2 separate regions of the Homo sapiens genome follow, and region 2 is linked to region 1. A link is a contact called in ENCODE Hi-C or POLR2A ChIA-PET data. All regions are on one chromosome and are shown on one strand. Each heading gives the region's core, a stretch centred on a gene start or an enhancer-like site at or near the end of the contact. The rest is flanking DNA. Distances are from core to core; before and after follow the strand shown. Region 1 overlaps LOC105369803 (a long non-coding RNA gene). Region 2 overlaps RASSF3 (Ras association domain family member 3).

Region 1 (4,207 bases), core at 934-3,433:
ATTCTTCTGCCTCCCAAGTAGCTGGGACTACAGGCACATGCCGCCATGCCCGGCTAATTTTTGTATTTTTAGTAGAGATGGGGTTTTATTATGTTGGCCAGGCTGGTCTCAAACTCCTGACCTCATGATCCGCCCGCCTCGGCCTCCCAAAGTGCTGGGATTACAGGCGTGAGCCACCGCGCCGGCTAATTTCTGATTCTTTAAAGCAAATATATACATATTTGTGTGTGTGAGTGTGCGTGCATATGTGTGTGTATACACACACAGATACACACATACACACATATATATATATATATATATATATATATATATATATATATGCACATATATGTTGTAGGTTCCCAGACTGGAAACCTAGAAATATGTATTAAATATGAATTTAGTGTTTCAGTTCTTTGGATTTCTGTTACTATTCTTGCTAGCTAAAAAAAAGTATTGCGGTCATAATGGAAAGAAGGACATTGGAAAAAAAAGAGAAGGACCAAAAAACCAAGATGACCGATTGAAATTAGAGGTGTTGGTACAGCCCCTGGGGAGTCTACATTAAAGTCTTAAAATAGATGGACTTTAAACATCTAGGACCCCAAAGGAGCTAGAGATGACCTTTCTTTAGAGTAACTGAAAGTGATGTCAAGTGGCTAAACAGCATCCCGAAGGGCTCCAGATGTAGCCTTCTGATGAAAGAGATCTACAGAGAGAGAAGGTGAATGGACTAAGCCACATTTACGGCACTGAGCTGGAAATGGTTGTCGGGTCATCTGTAGAAGGATGTGGAGACTGGGGTACCTCAACTAGTGCACAAGCTCCCTGTTGTGGTCTGAAAGGGTGCAGAGACTTGTGACCCCACCTCACCCAGACCTGGGCCCAGTGCCGCTCCCCCAGCTGACCCACCCAAGCAATGCCTCTGATGTTTGGGACTACCCTCCTCAGCCCTTCCCTGTAGTGATGTCCAGTTGTGCCCCTGTAGCAGGTGTGCTCCTAAAGTGGACAGGTAGGTGATATCCCTTGATGGAGAAATCCATCCCCACTCCTTGGGCAGTGGCAGGAGAAAGAGGCCCAAAGTTCCTCTTGTGAGGCTGAGATTAAGATCCCAATGTCAGAGTTTCTGTTCTTTCATCCCCTCCTGCTCTGGACCACATCCTTTCATGAGTATGTCCTTGGTGTCAAAGACACCAAGAAGACATCAACTCTAAAAGTAGGTAAATCTCCCTGGGCCAAAACTAAAGTCAGAGAAGTCTGTCTTTTAATTTCGAAAGTCCTCACTGGATAATCTGACGCTGAAAATGACACGTGGATTGTATCACCTATGCACAAGGAAGAAAGAATCATTTCCACAGGTATCAGGATTGTTGGTAATGTTGCCCTTCTTCCATGCGTCTATGTCGCTGTTTTCCAAAGCTCCATCATGCCCGTCAGTGCCATTTATTGGATGGCTGCTCTATGTCTGTATTCTACACTGAAACATTGTATTATTACTCCCCACCCCTCTTTATTTTGACCAAAGGAGAGGTTTCAGGAGCTCAAAGAGGGTAAATAATTTGCCCAGGTCACACAGCTTTAAAGAGGCATAGGCAGAAGAAGTAAATTTTAGTTTCAGCAATGCCTGAGTCTGAGCTCTCCTCCCACCTTCAGAACCCTCTGGGGTCCCTTCTCCCAAATGCTGGGAACACAGCCCTTCTGCTGGCTTGGTTGATTCATCTCAATTGGAGAAGGGAGTCTGTGAAATTATACAACGCTCATCTTGTGAAGCTTCAAATTTTGAGTTTCACACTTGAAGTTCTTTAGGCACGGTAAACTTTTTTGGAACACCATGAAGCATGAAAGCAGATGCTTTTGGAAATGAACTGTTTTCTATGACATGGTTTTCCAGACAGATCTGGGAAGCTCAGTCAAAGAAGAATGAACATCTTTGAAAATATCAAAAAGTCTATGTTACAGGGTGGATATTCTCCGGGCTCAAAACTATTCATTGCTTTCTTTTTTTTTGAGGGCATATAAAATAAAAAACAGAAATTGCAACAGAACTTCTGTTCTCCAGCTGTCAAATCTATTATTTTCCTCCCAGCTCCTGCTGGGGGGATGTGGGGAGAAATCAGCAGGGACCCCTTTTCACTGTCCTTTAGCATGTTAGGGCATGCCCAATGCTGATGATGAAATATGTGGTTAAAAACGTTTAACCCTTTGTCCTATCCTCCCTCCTCCTCCCACTCAGCCCAGCACGTTCACAAAAGACCACGAATGTTACCCACACATAAACACTAGCACCTACCAAGTCTCTTGTCAAAAGCCATTTTAGGATTGCAGCTACCAGATTGTCTGAATGATCTGCCGCCTTAGATTTTTTTACTAAGAGGATTGAGAGTTGATTCATATAAGGACTATGAAACTTGTGTGCCAGGAGTCTCAACGCAAGAAATAAAAAAAACTGGAAGTTTCACCCACCTAAATTATCCTTTTGGCTATTGTCATAGCCATTCAGCTACTTGGTTTCAGCTAAAGAGGCTGGGAGGACAGAAATTTCTCTGTCCCAGTAGGAGTTTAAGATGCAACAAAACAAATGTAGAACTAATAGGCTCCTGGGGGAAAGGTGGGGAAAAGTGTATCTTCATTTCCATTCCTCTCCCACTCCTCCGGGCTGCTGGGACCCTTTGGAAATCCAGAAAAAGAGTGTTGCTTTTCCACCAACTACATCCCCCAAGCCCAAGTCATCAGGCACAGGGCCGGAGGGGTGGGGAAGAGTGCTGACTCATGCCAGCGCAAAAGAAGATGCCCATATTTTTTAAAACTGCTGCCCTGTTCTTTTTCTGGAATGCTTTCTCTGTTGATTTGCTCAAAAAAATAAGCTTCTGGCCAGGCACGGTGGCTCAAGCCTGTAATCCCAGCACTTTGGGAGACTGAGGCAGGCAGATCACCTGAGGTCAGGAGTTCAAGACCAGCCTGGCCAACATGGCGAAACCCCATCTCTATGAAAAATACAAAAAATAGCCGGGCATGGTGTTGGGCACCTGTAATCCCACCTACTTGGGAGGCTGAGACAGGAGAATCTCTTGAACCCGGGAGGTAGAGGTTGCAGTGAGCCAAGATCACGCCACTGCACTCCAGCCTGGGCGACAGAGTAAGACTCTGTCTCAAAAAGATAAAATAAAATAAAAAAGAAAAAATAAGCTTCTTTGTACAGACATTGCTTTGTGGATAAAGATGTCACCTGAGGTTCCAAAAAGCTCCCTCCTGACCCCCTCAGGTCAAGCAGCCTTCAGTGGGAGCTCTCTGTGAAGACCAGCTCCCGAATTTGCATATGATCCAGAGTTGTTTGCAGACTAAGACCAGAAACCAGGACTCTTTAAACCCTTTGTCCTACCCTTCCTCCTCCTGTAACTGGAGGAAAAGGGCAAAAAAATGCAAGAGGAACAAATGTTTTCAATTTAATTTTTTTTTTTTTGAGACAGAGTCTTGCTATGTTGCCCAGGCTGGGGTGCAGTGGCTATTCACAGGTGTGATCACAGTGCCTTGCGGCCTCACATTTCTGGGCTCAAGCAATCCTCCCACCTCAGCTTCCCGAGTAGCTGGGATTACAAGAACATGCCACTGCACCCGCCAAGGGACAAATGTTTTCAATAAAGAGGACTTCATCACCTCAGTTTGATCTCCTGCCCCACAGCCCAGTTCCTGAGCTCATCGGGGTGACTAATTCAGAGAGGAATGGGGAAGCTGGTGGTAGAGAGAAGGCTCCCAAATCCCACCCAGACTGCCATCACCACTTGCTAGCTGTACTTGCTCTTTTTTTTTTTTTTTTTGAGAAAGAGTCTTGCTCTGTTGCCCAGGCTGGAGTGCAGTGGCACAATCTCGGCTCACTGCAGCCTCCTCTTCCTGGGTTCAAGTGATTCTTTTGCCTCAGCCTCCCAAGTAGCTGGGACTACAGGGGTGTGCCACCATGCCCGGCAATTTTATTTATTTATTTATTTATTTATTTATTTATTTATTTATTTATTTTTGTAGAATCAGGATTTCACCATGTTGGCCAGGCTGATCTCGAACTCCTGACCTCAAGTGATCCACCCGTCTTGGCCTCCCAAAGTGCTACGATTATAGGCATGAGCCACCGCGCCCAGCCTGTACTTGCTCTTAATCATCCCTCTTCCCTCTGTCCTCCAAGCTTCCCCAGAGTGGTGTTTCTAAAGTTCAAGTGTGCTCACGTCATTCCCAA
Region 2 (3,933 bases), core at 1,072-3,571, 180 kb after region 1:
CACTAACTCTTGTTAAGTTACATAGTGTATAGCTTTCCCCCCACAGGTGGTTTTCAAAGTTGAGACGGAATTTGGGTAGGGGCAGCTGTTTTTCCCTTGATTGTTAGCTAGGATATTTGTCAAGTAAACTTTGGTGACAATCACTCTCTTCCCTTTTATTCCTCCTTTCCTTTTCCTTTCTTCCCTTTTTTCTTTCCTTCCCTGCTGTCTCCCACCCTACCTTGTTCTTTTCCTCCCTCCCTCCCTCCCTCCCTCCCTCCCTCCCTCCTTCCCTCCCTCTCTCTCCCTCTCCCTTTCTTTTCTACATTGAAATCTGTTCTTACATAATAGAGAACAGGGCTATTGAATAAAGACCCAATCCTACCAGATCTTTAGTTCTAAAGGGCAACTTGACTGTGAGTAGGAGGGCCCCCAAGAAAGGGAGGAAAGTCCACACCCAGCTAACCACACAACAGGGCTTCATTATGGAAATATTTTAACAAAAGTACATGTTATTACCAACCAAAGAGATGCATGTGCAATAGAAGCCTTCCTTAAAAACAGGCTAAATAACCTCATTTTATGCAGCAGTTTAATCTGAGAACAGAGGGAAAGGTGTGCAGTGGTTCCAGAGGGGCCTTATATTCTATTTTTAGTCTAGATATTTTTTGTTTATAAATTCCCAAGGAATTGTTAACACTTTGGTGACACCTAATGGATTCTTTTTGAAATTCCAAGGTGCTTCAGTTCTTTGCCCAAGTGAACTGTGCCTTTTATTGCATTTCTGTTCGTCTCTTGGTGGCTCTTCTGACTTTTTGGAGAATACCCATCTTGTTGGAGGCAGACTTAAGTTGTTATGCTGTGCCACACAATTTACTGAGACAATCATATCTTCCTAAGCATTTAAGGAAAGTTGAAAAAAATAGAATTAGCTATAAAATATGTATGGCACATCTTGTTTAATTTTGCATGTAACTTCTCTTTTGTACATTGATGAGGTTTTAGTGACATTGTCATCCAACACTTTACCTTTATTGTTCAGGGAATGCCTTCGTGATTTTTTGTACTGGTTTTATTATTCAGACTATGGCCTGGATTTGAGTATATTGTTATTACCACCTGGTTTTTTAATTATTCATCCCAGTAAACTTATATTTTGTGAAGCATTTGTTTCTCAGATTAAGACACTGTTAGAACCTAAAGTAGTAGCTGATGGGTATCTGTGAATTTTTTTTTTTTTTTTTTTTTTACTTGAAGTAGATTGTCTGAATAGGCATCCTCATCTATATTTACCCAAAACCTCGCTTACTGTCATGTGCACTACAAATTGCAATTTGGAAACCTACTGTATTGAAATTCTGTCAGTTTATGGTTCTTGAAGACTGATGTCCTTTCCCAAACACTGGTTACTGCAGCAGCATTTTTAATGTGTAAGTGAAGAAAAAAGGCCACTAAGGCCAAAGATTTTTTAAGAATCATTGTACAAATCATTATGTTAAACTATCTAAGCTTTGCTGTAATACTGTTTTCTCTTCAATATGTGATGGTACAGGAAGGATGTTAAATGAAGGGGTGGTATTGCAGGAGAGCATTTTAAATGGCAGAAGTAAAAAGTTATAATATTTATAATTTTGATGGGTTTAAGTTTATTTTTGTAGGGAAGATTTTTCTCCCCTAAAATAGTTTCTAGAATGGCAAAATTGTTTCCATTATTAAAAATTGAAGTTATTAGTTGTTTATGTGTGTTTATTTATGATAATATGCTAGATTTAAAAAGGTCACAGGAGTGCGCTGAGCTGCTTTTGCACATATACACAGGGACACATGCTGGAATGCAACAACTTTACTAGGTTCGCGTGGGTCATATTTGTTCTCCCAGATATCATTTTCTCTTTGCCTTATCCTCTGAGGAAAAATAACCCTAAGCTCACACAGCATATTCCAATGTATTTAAAACAATTGTTTTAATTTTTGAAATATACACATTTAAAAGTATATAAAGCATGCAAAAGAGGAGGGAGGCCGAGAGTGAAAAAATAAAAATAAAAAAGCATGCGAACAGTTTAAAGGATTATTATATAAAATGGACACCCCCTGACCATTACTAAAATAGAACCTTGTCAGTTCTTTAGAAATCTCTCCCTCCACCCCTGTTCTTGCCCTGAGGTCTCCTACCCCTGAAACATACCACTTCAACATAAAGTGAGTATTTGTATTTTTTTGGTCACCATGACTGCCTTACACAGATGGGATGGATAGTGTCTGGGGAACCACAGGGACGATGGAGTGCCACCCTCTGCGCACCTGCACCTCGGCTTTGTGCCATGGTTTCAGCTTCCATGCCTGCTGTTGGGAGTGTTTTTACTACTACACTGCCCCCTGGAGGGGCTGATGAAAGGAGCAAGGCTGGCACCAGGTGGTAGAGGCCTTTCACGTACCATAGCTGCTCCCTAAATAAAAATACTGTGATAGAAAATTATGGCTCTGTATAATTTTGCTTTTCTACTGAAATATTCAGAGGAATCAGGTTTGGGGGTTCTACTTGGGTTACTACCCAAGGTGCGTGGAGAATGTTTGGGAATTTTTATATTTTTATCCTTTATTTTTTTTGGAGATGGAGTCTCAATGTGCCACCCAGGCTAGAGTGCAGTGGCATGATCTTGGCTCACTGTAACCTCCACCTCCCAGGTTCAAGCGATTCTCCTGCCTCAGCCTCCCTAGTAGCTGGGATTACAGGTGCCTGCCACCATACCCGACTAATTTTTTTTTTTGTATTTTTAGTAGCGACGGGGTTTCTCCACGTTGGCTAGGCTGGTCTCAAACTCCTGACCTCAAGTGACCAACACACCTCAGCCTCCCAAAGTGCTGGGATTACAGGTAGGACTTTTTTTTTTAAGTCAATTTTTATTACTAAAAAAAAACCTTTTTTTTTGAGATAGAGTTTCACTCTGTCTCCCAGGCTGGAGTGCAGTGGCACGATCTGGGCTCACTGCAACCTCTACCTCCTAGGTTCAAGCAATTGTCCTGCCTCAGCCTCTGGAGTAGATGGGATTACAGGCGTGTGCCACCACACCTGGCTAATTTTTGTATTTTTAGTAAAGACGGGGTTTCACCCTGTTGGCCAAGGTGGTCTCAAACTCCTGACCTCAGGTAATCTGCCGGCCTTGGCCTCCCAGAGTGCTGGGATTACAGGTGTGAGCCACCGTGCCTGGCTCACATGAATATTTATTGAAACAACAGTTATCAGTTGGTGACAAATTCGGAGACACTGTCAGATAACGCTAATTAGGTATTTTGTTTTATTGAAAGAAGGGGGCTGGGCGCGGTGGCTCATGCCTGTAATCCCAGCATTTTGGGAGGCCGAGGTGGGCAGATCATGAGGTCAGGAGTTTGAGACCAGCCTGACCAAACATGGTGAAACCCCGTTTCTACTAAAAATACAAAAATTAGCTGGGCGTGGTGGCGCACACCTGTAATCCCAGCTACTCAGGAGGCTGAGGCAGGAGAATTGCTTGAGCCAGGGAGGCGGAGGTTGCAGTGAGCCGAGATCGCCCCATTGCACTTAGCCTGGGCGACAAAGTGAAACTCCGTCTCAAAAAAAAAAAAAAAGAAAAGGGGCCAGGCACAGTGGCTCATGCCTGTAATCCCAGCACTCTGGGAGGCCAAGGCGGGCTGATCTCTTGAGGCCAGGAGTTCAAGACCAGGTTGGCCAACATGGCAAAACCTCTTCTCTGCTAAAAATATAAAAATTAGCCAGGCGTGGTGGCACACGACTGCTGTCTCAGCTACTCAAGAGGCTGAGGCAGGAGAATTGCTTGAACCCGGGAGGCGGGGTTCAAGCCCCGTGATTGCGCCACTGTACTCCAGTGAGCCGTGAGTACTGCAGTGAGCCATGATTGCGCCACTGTACTCCAGCCTGGGCAACAGAGCAAGACTCTATCTCAAAAAAAAAAA

Evidence for each region. A loop is a pair of places that touch in the nucleus more often than their neighbours do. ChIA-PET counts read pairs that join two places held with the same protein, here RNA polymerase II (POLR2A).
Region 2: a loop to region 1 is called in a map of DLD1, with 3 times the contacts of the local background. The contact joins two enhancer-like sites. A Hi-C loop is called at or near these places in 2 of 168 maps with a recorded cell type or tissue (DLD1 and left colon). POLR2A ChIA-PET finds 5 or more read pairs at or near these places in 8 of 52 experiments (Caco-2, GM12878, H1 and 5 more).

Annotation. Positions count from the first base shown.
Region 1 is chr12:64,520,273-64,524,479 of GRCh38, forward strand. The region is part of intron 3 of LOC105369803 (a long non-coding RNA gene); the gene reads right to left. It also overlaps a transcript of RASSF3 not described here. Among named protein-coding and RNA genes, the nearest start is that of TBK1, 70 kb to the left of the region's middle. Within about 2 kb of position 2,184, at least 2 of the 41 ENCODE cell types and tissues checked have a DNase peak (open chromatin) inside an H3K27ac peak, as active enhancers do.
Region 2 is chr12:64,695,855-64,699,787 of GRCh38, forward strand. RASSF3 (Ras association domain family member 3) reads left to right here. Exons shown (of 5, transcript NM_178169.4): 5 at 1-1,710. Among named protein-coding and RNA genes, the nearest start is that of GNS, 62 kb to the right of the region's middle. Within about 2 kb of position 2,322, at least 5 of the 41 ENCODE cell types and tissues checked have a DNase peak (open chromatin) inside an H3K27ac peak, as active enhancers do.